Linked DNA regions of Homo sapiens: regions 1 and 2 are each linked to region 3. The links are chromatin contacts, found by Hi-C or POLR2A ChIA-PET in ENCODE. All regions are on one chromosome and are shown on one strand. Each heading gives the region's core, a stretch centred on a gene start or an enhancer-like site at or near the end of the contact. The rest is flanking DNA. Distances are from core to core; before and after follow the strand shown. Region 1 overlaps PXDC1 (PX domain containing 1). Region 2 holds the start of PXDC1 (PX domain containing 1). Region 3 holds the start of RIPK1 (receptor interacting serine/threonine kinase 1).

Evidence for each region. Hi-C counts contacts between places; a loop is a spot of excess contacts on that map. ChIA-PET counts read pairs that join two places held with the same protein, here RNA polymerase II (POLR2A). Pooled maps may share reads with other maps.
Region 1: a loop to region 3 is called in a map of CD4-positive, alpha-beta memory T cell, with 10 times the contacts of the local background. The contact joins the enhancer-like site here to the promoter of RIPK1 in region 3. A Hi-C loop is called at or near these places in 1 of 168 maps with a recorded cell type or tissue (CD4-positive, alpha-beta memory T cell), 1 of 37 single-sample maps with no recorded cell type and 8 of 50 pooled maps. POLR2A ChIA-PET finds 5 or more read pairs at or near these places in 1 of 52 experiments (K562).
Region 2: a map with no recorded cell type shows a loop between it and region 3 (6-fold over the local background). The contact joins the promoter of PXDC1 here to the promoter of RIPK1 in region 3. A Hi-C loop is called at or near these places in 1 of 37 single-sample maps with no recorded cell type and 5 of 50 pooled maps. POLR2A ChIA-PET finds 5 or more read pairs at or near these places in 1 of 52 experiments (IMR-90).

Annotation. Positions count from the first base shown.
Region 1 is chr6:3,730,621-3,734,553 of GRCh38, reverse strand. All of the region lies in intron 3 of PXDC1 (PX domain containing 1), which reads left to right. Among named protein-coding and RNA genes, the nearest start is that of PXDC1, 19 kb to the left of the region's middle. RefSeq lists a silencer at 1,905-2,199. Within about 2 kb of position 1,874, at least 3 of the 41 ENCODE cell types and tissues checked have a DNase peak (open chromatin) inside an H3K27ac peak, as active enhancers do.
Region 2 is chr6:3,749,380-3,753,383 of GRCh38, reverse strand. PXDC1 (PX domain containing 1) reads left to right here and starts at 1,671. Exons shown (of 5, transcript NM_183373.4): 1 at 1,671-2,108. The coding sequence starts at 1,853. RefSeq lists silencers at 1,158-1,327, 1,378-1,617, 2,368-2,447.
Region 3 is chr6:3,065,550-3,069,743 of GRCh38, reverse strand. It overlaps RIPK1 (receptor interacting serine/threonine kinase 1), which reads right to left and starts at 1,250. Exons shown (of 11, transcript NM_001354930.2): 1 at 1,083-1,250. RefSeq lists a silencer at 592-1,381.

The sequences.
Region 1 (3,933 bases), core at 625-3,124, 660 kb before region 3:
CATCTCAGAGGGCTCACAGAGGGCTCTGGAGTCCTAATTGTCTATTGCTCTGGGTTTTGCATTTTGTAGTGCAGAGCATGGGGAAGCCTGGTTCTTTAGTCTGAGTGGGGAGAGTCCTAGCACCAGTGTCTCTGTTTTGGTTTGTTTTGCTCTGTTTGGGCAACCCAGAGATCAAGGAGCAGCAGAGTCCTCTTAGTGCCTTGCCTTATGGGAGGTGCTGGCCCCCGAGTGAGAGGGATAGATTAGAGGCCTGGAGCCACCTCTGATGGAGAAGCTCCTGAGGCACAGTGCCCGGCACATGCTTCAGCCTGCCCTGGCCTCCCGTCTCTATCAGCGATGTGTATGAACACATGGCCCACGTGGACCCTAAGGGGCGAGCATAGTGAGACGAAATTTAACAGGGAGAAACGTAGAGTCTCATGTTGCCATTGAAAGTATGTTTTCTTTGCCTTTTTGCAAGGGCTGAGGACAGGTTTCAGCCACGGCTGTCTGTGGCCTTCCGTGTGTGATGGGGGTGCAGTGTCCAGGTCTAGGAAGGCAGGGGTCCTGGCCTCCTTATGCAAGTCAAGACTGTCCCCGGGATGCAGCAAGATGAATTATTACATCCAGAGAAGAGTGTCTGGTGGGCAGGGGTCAGAAGAATGGGAGGAAATGTGGAAGAGCAGCTAGGAGGAAGGGGATGCCACCTTCAGATGTTGGCGGGCTGCCATGGGAAGGGGTCAGGTGGGGGCTGGCACTAGGCCTGTGGGTAGAAGTAACTGTGGGCGACTTTGGCTCAGCACAGAACACGTTCTAACATCTGGGGCTGCGTAACCATGGAGTCTGCACCAGCCAGTGGCTAACAGTCTCAGTGCAAAGTCTGGGGGCCCGGAGGTGTTGCTGCAGGAGGCGGCAGGCGGTATGGCCTCTTGCAGCCTTGCAGAGCCGAGGGTCTCAAGTGCTCTGAGTGTTTCCTCCTCTTCCTCTTCTCTGCCGGTCACCGAGTCTGGTTTTCTTTCTCTGAACCCCCCAGACCTTCCGATCTCTGTTCCCGGTCTAGCTCGCCCCTCACTGTGTCTAAGGGAGCTTCTTAATCTAGAGCAGTTGTGCCTGCCGGTGGCGAGGCGGTACACCCACGCACACCATGGCAGATACCTCCCTTCAGGAGTGTTTTTTAATGAAATTACTATTGACAATAAATAGCCCCAACATCCCTTTGAGAAAATGGCTCACACATAGGCACACCATGTTCTCAGTCTTGGTCCCATATTTGGCATGTTTCTGGATCTGTGGCTCCCCAGGCTGAGGCGCGGGGTCCAGAGAGTCCTGGCATCACCTGAGACTGTCCACACGGCTTTCTCTCATGCGTCCCCCTTTCTCCAGGATATGAACCCGAGGACTGAGCCAGTCATCCCAAAGCTCTGACCTCTGAGGCTTATTAACTGTCTTAAAAGCTCACTCTCACCATCAAGCCCAAGTTCTTGGTCATTCTGGGCATTCAGAGCCTAGCCCACGCTAGCCTTTTGATGTTGTCACCTCCACTCCAGAGCCTCAGCCTCCTGCAGGGGACTGGCCAGCCGTTGCATGGACTGTGGCCCTGCAGGGTCCTTCGTGCAAACCTGCCTGTCCACTGCTGTCCTGGTTAATTCCATTCATTCCCGGCCGAGAGCCCACATCCACCCTCCTCCTCCATTTCTTATGCCACTGACATACGTGTAGGGAGGTGGTGCCATGGGGAACAGGCACTGACTGTCTCTGCTCTCATGATGTAGGCTGGGGATGGGGACCTGCAGGTGCTGAGTACCTTGGCTTTTCTAGGATCGTTTAGTTGTCAGGAGCTCCACTAGATGGCGCCCGGCGCTAGCAGGCGCGGCGACTGTTTCCACATCCTGGGGCCACGGTGAGGACAGTCAGGATGGACTGCATCCCTTGGCAGTGCTTCCAACCAGTACAGCCTTAATCATTCTTTGTCCCAATGCTTATCAAATGTAAGAAAGCAAGAATTTAGAGCGTTCTGCCTCATGGCTGCAGCTGTGCAATGTAAAAGGAAATGCAAACCTCAGCTTCGATCTGGCAACTTGGACTCATCAATCTCAGCCACAAAATCTGACCATTCAGGTTTAAGAGGCCTGGAAATGAATCACAATTTTATTTTTCATTAATCTGGCTTCTGGCCAATCTCAACCTTAGTTTCACTATGTAGGGGTAGCCCAGCTAGCCAGTTAATACAAGGGCACTGCTTTGGGTTTTGTTCCGTTGCTGGAGTACATGGGAAATACAGTGGGAGAGAGGAGGTGAAAGGGAGGAAGGCTAGAGTATGAATGCTTTCACGGCTGAGACCGCGTGTCTGCTGAGAAAAGGAATAGAGTTATTGAAGTGAGGGGTTGTGACGTTTGTGGGGCTATGAAAACATAGCTGCATCTAAAAAACAGAAAAATTGCCATCAGGCAAACAGACACATTGGTAATTGTTGCAAAAAAGATCCATTGATTGATAGATGCAAAGATTTGTGAGTGAAACTGAGGAGAAACAGGATTTGCATAGCTGCAAGGCATCCTCCTTCAATTAACTACAAAGGGAAAGGTGGTAACTTCGCTGTGGAAACAGCTGGCAGAAGCCTCCTCACCAGGCACTCCACAGCAGCCTCAGCAGCAGCAGGACCTGTCAGCCTCAGCCCCACCCCCATATGCCACTCCAGGTCTCATGCAGCGTCACTGTGTAGGGTTCCTGCCAAAAATGCATCACCTCAATCGAATCACTCTGAAACTGCCAACAAACCCAAATCGAGGGACATTTGCTAAAATAGCTCAGTCCTCTCTAAGAGTGCTACGGTCATGAGGGACAAGGAACGATGGAGGAACTGTCAGAGGTCGCAGAAGACCAAGACAGAGCAACTCATTGCAGCAAGAGATCCTGGATTGGGGCCCCCACGGAAAAGAGGAACGTTGGTGGAAAGACTGTTGAAATTCAAGTGAAGGAGGTCTTTCATTTAGTTAACAGAATTGTGCCAATGTCAGTTTCCATGGAAGAGCAGGGCTGCTTTCATTTGGAAAAATATGAGTGTAAAAAAATAGCTTGAAAGTCAACTATTTCATGGAATCAGTCATGTATGTGATTAAAATGGCTACATTGGTCAAAGATTCTTGCTATAGATACTAAGCTGACTTCTAAGACATTCACACTGTATGTTTGAAGAGAGGCTCAGATGCTATAATTTTTCTTGAATGACAGCATTTTCTTCCGTTCTTTTTTATTTACATCATAACAGATCTGAGGACATTACTAACAATGATCATAATAGCTGTGAGGAAATGCGGACCTCAGCCTTGATACGGCTGTTTGGACTCATCAATTTCAGCCACAAAATCTGATTATTTAGGTTTAGGGGGCCTGGAAATAGAACACTGTTTTTCATTAATCTGGCTTCTGTATAATGTCAACCTTATTTTTACTAAATAGGGGTAGCCCAGTTAGGCAATTAATAAAAGGGCACTGAATGATCATGATAGATCACTCAGGACTCTTTATTGAGCCCTCAGTATTTGCTAGATTCTTTACATACATCATCTCAAGTTAGTCTGCACAATGGCCTTTGGAATGGATACCTTTATTTCCATTGTACAGATGAAGAAACTGAGCAAGAAGTAACCTGCTCTCCAGGCATAAGTAGCAGAGCCTTCCCCAGCTGCAGTCTGCATGCTTTCCTACCTGCTCGTGCCTCCTGAGGAGCCAGCATTCCACACTGAGACACGCCATGCTTGCTAGTGCTCTGGCCGAAGGCACATGGCAAGTTATCAGTGGATTTTGTTACAAGTCAGGCTCCCTGGTCCCGTAGCAATGAATCTCAATGCAGCCTTTTGCCTGAAGGTACAAGTTCATGGTCTATACCATCGTCTTGTGAAAACTGACCTGGGAGGTCAACTCCCATGTAAATATCTGCTGTCCGTGGTTGAA
Region 2 (4,004 bases), core at 422-2,921, 680 kb before region 3:
AGGTGGATTTTAGCCCCTATCTTCTGGGCCAAGAGACCCTTCCCTTCTGAGAGTTCGAATGTTCGGGTTCCAGTCATGTCCCAGTCTTCTTCGTTCCAAGGAGACGAATAGTTGGTTCTGGATGTTTGTTAGAGATCAAATCTTTTTCTATGGTGCATGCCTGGGCTTTGTGACTTAAGAGTTTTTGGCTCTGTTATACCTGCAAGGTAACTCAACATTGTTACAAACAGAGTAAGCCCCGTTTGGGCTGGTACTGTGGTTACAACGGCACTTATTCCCACCACCTAGAGTCAAGAGCTGCTGGCACACTGGCTGTTTACTTCCAGTTCCCACGGCCCCTATTCCCCTATACAAAATTACACAGGAAACATATGCGTTCATTTAATTAGCAAGTGTATATAAAAACATCATAGACAAAGCAAAAGTCTCTCTTGACACTCTCCATCTTGACCTGTTCACCGCCCCAGACCAGGTGAGGAAATTTGAAGCTATGCTATCTGCAAGTCACTGGCGCAGTCGGAATAAAAGTTGGTCGTGGTGGGGGCGGGGGGGGGGTGGTCATCTGGGTCGGGACTGAGTCGAGGCAGGTGGGACTGAGTGGTAGGGACCTGGGGGGACATCTGGGTCGGGTCTGAGTCCAGACAGGCCACCTGCCTTGGGCCTCTAACATTTCCGCGCAGCGCTGGGCTTTGAGGCTTTCCAGAGCGCTGCCGGGGCGGGGGCGGGGTGAGGTGAGGGGCTCACCCTGGCTCTCCCACCCCTGCCTACGGGCTGTGAGGTCACTCGATTCATTTCTGGAACTAACTTGTAATTCTCAAACAAGTGCTATTAATTCTCTTCCAACTAGGAACGGCCTCAGTAACGCGCCGCTGAGTCAGTTTTCAGGGCGGGCGGTTTCCCCAAGTCCACTCCTGAGGCCCCTCAAGAGCACCCACCGCGTCCAGCTTCCCAGGGCGCTCCTTCCCAGGAGACCTTCTTTTCGCCACTGTTTTCTCCCCTCTTCCCACTTCTCCGAGGGCTGCCCCGCGGTCTGTCCGGCCGTGTCCCAGGCCTTGGCGCGGCTGAGGCATGACCGGAATGCGCGGGAGGACGCGGGGCACGGAGGGGACCTGAGGCACGGAGGGAACCCGGGGCGGGCCGGACTGGCCTGGGCCCTCGTCGGGGCGGTGCTCGACCCGGCCCGCGCCCCCCGCCCCGACACTCGCAGCCCCGCCTCCGGACCCCGGGTAGTTGCCATCCCCTCGCGGGCCGGGTGGGGCGCGCAGCTCCTAGCCCTGGGAGGTCCCGAGGATCGCGAAACGGAAAGAGAAAAAAGTCTGCGCCGAGCGCCTGGCAAGCAGGGCCCGCCCCGCCTCCCTTCCCGGCTGGTCCAGTCACCGACCTGCGGCTCCGGGGCCGCGAGGGAGGAGGCGCGGGGGGCGCGAGGCGGGGGCGAGCGCTTGGGACTCGGCCCGGCTCCCGGCTCCGGGGGTTCTCGTGGCCGCGGCAGCGCGGTCTCTGCGGAGGCGGCGGGGGCGCGGCCAGCCGGACCTCTTCCTTTCCAGAGCGGCCCGCGGCGCCCGTTCCGCGGGAGGCGGGCGGGAGGCGGACGCGGCCTAACCTCGACGTCGACTACCGCGCCGCCCGCGATGGGAAGCGCCTTATAAAGCCGCGCCCGGCCGGCCCGAGCCACTCGCCGCCGCGCCGCCCCGCTGCCCCGAACGCGGGCCATACGCAGCCTCCTTGGAGTGACGGGCCGACCCCGGACGACCCCGGCCACGGACAGACCCGGGACGACCCCGGCCGGGGCGCGCCTCCTGCGGGCGGGCGGGCGGCGGGGCTGGGGAGCCCTTGGCGGGGGCATGCGTGCGACATGGCCTCGGCGGTGTTTGAGGGCACGTCGCTCGTGAACATGTTCGTGCGCGGCTGCTGGGTGAACGGCATCCGCAGGCTCATCGTCAGCCGGCGCGGCGACGAAGAGGAGTTCTTCGAGATCCGCACGGAGTGGTCGGACCGCAGCGTGCTCTACCTGCACCGCAGCCTGGCGGACCTGGGCCGCCTGTGGCAGCGCCTGCGCGACGCCTTTCCCGAGGACCGGTCCGAACTGGCGCAGGGGCCGCTGCGGCAAGGTGCGGGGCCGGGGACGCGGGAGGGGCGCGGGGCCGAGGCAGCCTTGAAGTGCACGAAGGAGGCGGGGAAGAGACTTCAACCGAGATTGCGACTTCTCCTTTCTGCCCGCCCTGGACAGGGGACACTTGGACCCCGCGCCCGCAGACGAGGGGTGCCCGGGCGGCGGGGTTAGGGGGACGGGGAGCCAGCCTGCCCAGCCTGGGGGCGCCCCCGGCGGAGGAGCCAAATGGGGCGGGAAAGGGGCCGAGGCCGGCAGGGCGGGCGCCGGACTCTCCCTGAGGACGAGTCACTTCCGAGGAGGGCGGGGGCGCCCGGGGCTGAGCGGCTCACAGGGTCGGCCCGGCCCTAGCCCCCTGCCCGGTACCTCCCGAGGGCCGGCGGGCGGGCGCACTGGGAAAGCGTCTGGGAGCAGTTAACTGCAGGGTCCGAGCCGGGGGTCGCGTCGGGTCTGGCCGCCGCCCCGAGTTCTCCCCGCGGAGGGCGCGCCCCTGGTCTTCGAGCGCGAGGTGCCACGCAGCCCTTCCGTCCCTCCTCGGAGCGGCCGCCCCGCCCGCGGCTGCCGCGGACAGCCAGGGCCCCCCCGCACCCCCGCCAGGGCTGGTCCCCATTCGCGTTTGATCAGCTGCGCCGCCTCCTCCCCGGCCTCGTGACCGTCCTGGCTCGCGGGAATTCTTGTTTTCAGAAACCGCGGTGGCTTCCCTTTTCCTACCGCTCTGCCCGATCTTTCTTTTGGAGGCCAGGCTGAGGGGGTGGAAGCCGGGAGGACGCAAGAGAGAGGGACTGGAATTGAGACGGGAAGAATTGCGGGGTGGAGGGGGCAGGCCGAGGAGAGGGGCCGCCTGGGAGGGCCGGGAGGGGAGAAGGGGCGGGAAGACTGGAGGACTTCCGAGCAGGTCCCACCCCCCTCCATGGGTGACCACCTGTAGCTCGGAACATTGGGACAGTGGCCCAGCAGCCTTCTTTTCTGCAGTCCTCCTCTAAGCAGAGACCTCCTGAAAGCTTGGGGCCAAGTTACTGAAGCAGAAGGTGGCCCGTCCAAGTCTCCCCAGCCTCCTATCTGGCTGCGTTCTTGAGATAACCTGTGCTTTCCCCTGGCGATGGCCCCAACCCCAGTGTGAGAATTACGTGGATAATTAGCTTAGTTCTCATGACACATCTTTTGGAAGGGCTCCCACAGCCAGCGAGTTGGGGCCCTGAGCGAGAAGGCCCGCCTTTCAGGCCTCCCTCTGCTCCCCAGAGCCTCACATTTATAGCTGTTCTCCAGACAGTTGGGTGTTATTTCAAGCATGGAAGCAGTTTTCCTTGGATTTGCTGTTTGTTATGATATTTTAAATTTAACAAATCAATGCCCAAATCAGGAAAGCATCGTGAAGGAACAGCGGTTTATTCAATGACCTTTCCTGGAACGAGGCTTAAATACACTGGAGTCCCTGAGCTTCACTGTGGTCAGGCGTCTGAGCTCCGTGACCCCAGGCAGGCTGGTTGGAGCGGGATCCCCGTGGGGCTCCCCACCTGTAACTTTGTGCTTGTGGTCTCTGACGTTTGTGAGGACTGAAAGGCATGGTAGAGGGTCTAACAAGAGCAGGTTCTCCATAAATGCCAGTTGTCATTGTTACCGTCCCATCAGCTGCTTCTGGCTGGGGTTGGGCCAGACGGTGGAAAGAGGGCGTGGTTTCAGTTGCATCCACGCTGGTGGAAATACCTCACCTGGAGCAGGAGGGAGGGGCGTGCCCTGCACACACCCTGGCTCCGCCTCTTTTGCTGTCGCCCTAGTTGTGCTGGGTCTGTTACGCGGTCACAAGCTGTGTGGACACGCAGGAGTGGCTCAAAAGAGTGAAGAAAGGTTGAAGACGCGAGCGATTACCGTGGAGAAAAGGCTCAGAAGGGATATGATA
Region 3 (4,194 bases), core at 1-2,500:
CACCGTGCCCGACGCAGTATTCCACATTTCTAACAAGACAATTTCCTCTTGACTCAGTCCATCTTCCTAGCAGTCACAGAATGCAGATGAGTACTAAGACATTGCACATTTCAAAGTTCACTTCCTGCCTTGGCTTCTTCAAGTGTAAGTCAGGGAAGAATTAATCATTGGAACAGCCTCCTGCTTTGCCCAAAATAAAAAAGAGCTCTGATTAAGGGAGAGCCAAATGGTCAGCAAGAGAGAAAGAACTAACAACCCCAGACCTCCCCCTGCCCCCGCAACCCCCGCATCCCTGTGAGGCTTTGTCAAATGCTTAGGGAAGGAGGATGCAGCCTATCCTCTTCCCAACCCTCAAGAGGGTCCGCAGCACTTCACAAAAGCACCTGCCAGTGACAGAAGCCTGCTAGGGTTACCACATTCGTCCCCTCAGTCGTCTAAGATCACGCAGAAATGCTTTTGTTTTTGGAACCTGCTGCGGCCTCAAGCGCAACAGTAAAAGGCCCTTTCAAAGGGCTGGTAAGGGAAGAGCCCAAACTGTTTTTTCTTAATGATAGGGCACTAGGAGCCCACCTTCTCCACCAAAACAACATTAATGGCGTGTGGGACTGCCTATTCCACCCTCACGCGGTAACCGCGGCCCAAAGGCAGGTCTCCGCCCGCTACCAGTCCAGCGCCCCGACCTCTGGCACAGAGGCGGCCAGCGGACTCCGGATAAGCAGAGACACCTAGCGGAGCACCCCTGACTTCCGGGAGCGCCCGCGGCCCCGCCCACCGCCCGACTTCCGGTACCGGCGGGGCCCGCCCGCCGCGCGCACCCCGGGCAGAGTCCCTCTCCTTCCGGGAAGCCCGCGGCCGCCCCGGCCTCCACGCAAGCACCCGAGCGTTACTTTCGTTTCCGCGGCAAACGTCTGGAGGCCCGGGTGAGGGAAGAAGCGGCGGCGGAGGGTTGGGGATTACTCCGACGCCGCGGCAGCCTTGCCCGGGCGTGCTGGGGGAGGGCGCGCGAACCCCGACCAGGGGGGTCACCGGGACTGAGCCCGGCGGCCTCCGGAATGTTCCCCGCGCGGTGCCAGTCCGCTCACCGCGCCCTTCTCCGTGGCCGCGCCGTCCAGCCAAGTCCTGCCGCGCTCCGTCGGCCCCGCCCGGATGGCCGCGCTCTGGCGCCCCAGCTGTGGGTCCCCTGGAGTCGCCGCGCTCCGGCAGCTGGCCCGCCGTCCGCGTCGAGCGCGCCCGGCTGGAGGGCGTGGACTGTTCGCGCTGCCTCCTCCCCCTGCCCCGGCCCTTGCCGGGGAGGAGGACCGCGAGAGCGCCGCCCCGCCGCTCGTGGGACCTCGCGCCCGGGGTCTGAGTCCCGGAGCTCTCTTGCGGGCTAGAGGATCGCGGACTTTGTTTTCAAGCGAGTGGGGCGGCCTACGTAAAAGAGGAAACCGAAACCTCCGCGCGCACGAGAGGGAGAAGGGTCTGGAGGGAAGCACTGGGTGGATTACAGCGGGGGCGCTATCCGGAGGATTCAGAGCTCTGCGGGTTAGCATAGGCAAGTTAGCATTCCTCTACCTTCATCTGTAAAGTGGGGCTGTTGAGGAGGAAATGTGATTATTTTGCAGCCCTTTAAAATGGTAATTGTGAAGTCTCGAGCAAAGTTGGAACTGCATGCTATTCATGTATATTAAAAATCAAATAATAAAATTATATGCACATCAGGCCGGGCGCGGTTGTTCACGCCTGTAATCCCAGCACTTTGGGAAGCCAAGGCGGGCGGATCACTTGAGGTCAGCAGTTCGAGACCAGCCTGGCCAACATGGTGAAACCCCATCTCTACTAAAAAATACAAAAATCAACTGGGCGTGGTGGCGGGCACCAGCAATCCCAGCTACTCGGGAGGCTGAGGCAGGAGAATCCCTTGAACCTGGGAGGTGGAGATTGTAGTGAGCCGAGATCGCGCCACTGCACTCCAGCCTGGGTGACAAGAGCAAGATTCCGTCTCAAAAGGAAAAAAAAAAAAAGCACAACAGGATTACATACTGTGAAAAGATATGTATGTCAAGAGAACTAGCCACGTTCACAACACGAGCCACAGACTGGGAGAAAATATTTGCAAAAGACATATCTGATAAAGCACTGTGACCCAAAATATACCAAAAAAAACCCTCTTAAAATGCAACAATATGAAAATGTACAACTTGATTAAAGGCGGGCAAAAGCTCTGAACATACACCTCACCATATGTATATGCATATGAAAAGATGCTCAACATCATGTCATTAAAGAATTGCAATTTAAAAAAACAAATACTATTACACATTTATTAGAATGGCTAAAATTCAGAACACTGACAACAACAAATGTTGATGAGGATCTGGAGCACAAGGAACTCCCATACATTCCTAGTGGGAATGCCTAATGTTAGAGTCTGGAAGACATTTTGGCAATTTCTTAACCAAGCTCTTCTTACCATAAGATGAAGCAACTCCACACCTTGGTATTTACCCAAACGAGTTGAAAGCTTATGCCCATACAAACACCTGTACAAGAATGTCTATAGCAGCTTTATTCATAATTGCCAAAACTTGAGGGCATCCAAGATATCACTTAATGGGTGGACAGATAAGCTGTGGTACATCTATACAATGGAATATTAAGTGCTAAAAAGAAATGAGCTCTGAAGCCACAAAAAAAAAAAAAAAAAAAAAAATCCTGGAGCAATCCTAAATGTATAAATCTAAGTGAAAGAAGCCAATCTGAGAAGACTACATAATGCATGATTCCAACTATGTGACATTCTGGAAAAGGAAAAACTACGGAGATAGTAAAAAAGATCAGCGGCTGCCAGGGATTTGCAGGGAAGGAGGGATGGATAGGTGAGGCACAAGGGATTTTTAGGGCAGTGGAGTCTGACGTTACAGGGTTGGGTACATCTCTATACATTTGTCAAATGTATCTTGAATATACACAAAGAGCAAAACCTAACAAACTCCGGACTTTGGCTGATAATGTATATGTTTTATCCATATTGGTTCATTTTTGTAACCATGAATCTATGTTGGTTTATCAGGTGTGACAAATATTCCACAGTAATGCAGGATGTTGATGGTAGGGGAGGCTGTACAGTCCAGGATGTTTGTGGAAGGGGATATTTTCTTTCTGCTTAGTTTTGCTGTAAACCAAAACAGCTCTAAAACAAAGTCTATTCATTATTTTTTAAAAGATGTACACATATCAAAAAAGACGAAAGGCAGAGCTATTCACTCAGCAAAGCTTTCTATCTACTGTATGCCAAGCAGGTACTAGATACAAGAGCATCTGGTGATAGATACAAGAAATACAAAAAGGAATTCATTCCTTCAGTAAATATTTACTGAGCACCTGTTCTAGGCACTGAAGACTCGGTTGTGAATTAAACACAAAAAATCTCTATGTTCTGGCCGTGTGTAGTGGCTCACACCTGTAATCCTAGCACTTTGGGAGGCCAAGTCGGGCGGATTGCCTGAGCTCAGGGGTTCCGGACCAGCCTGGCAAACATGATGAAACCTCGTCTCTACTAAAAATACAAAAATTAGCTGGGCGTGGTGGTGCATGCCTGTAGACCCAGCTACTCAGGAGGCTGAGGCGGGAGAATTGCTTGAACCCAGAAGGCGGAGGTTGCAGTGAGCCAAGATTGCTCCAGCCTGGGTGACAGAGCCAGACTCCGTCTCAAAAAACAATAAAAAATAAAAAACTCCACGTTCCATTCGTGGAGCTTGCATTCTAATGGGGAAGACAAAAAGTTATTGCCCATCACTGTCCTCTAGACATCATGTGACCTTGGGAGGTTGGAAATGCGTTGTTTTTGCTTCATTTTGTGTTCAGTGTTTTAACTCAGAAACATCTATTTGGGAGCTTTACTCATTACTCCCAGCAAAAGCCATGAGTGTAGACTGTGCATGAGATGAAGGAACTGGTCCTTGCAGAACACCAGAATGGAAAAGGCAAGAAACAGCCCAAGGTGAGGAAAGAAAACCAGCGAGAACAAAGAGCTGGTACTATCTCTGAAGCCCGTGGAGGCCAAAGTGTGAATATGAGGGGGTAGGTCTCTTGGCCACAGGCCTGAAACCAAATGAACCCCCACCCCCAGGCTGCAGTTCCCAGTGCACTTGGAAATGAGACCCTGACTCCTCCAGGTGAGCCTGGGAGACCTCCCTGACTCCTTTCCATCTC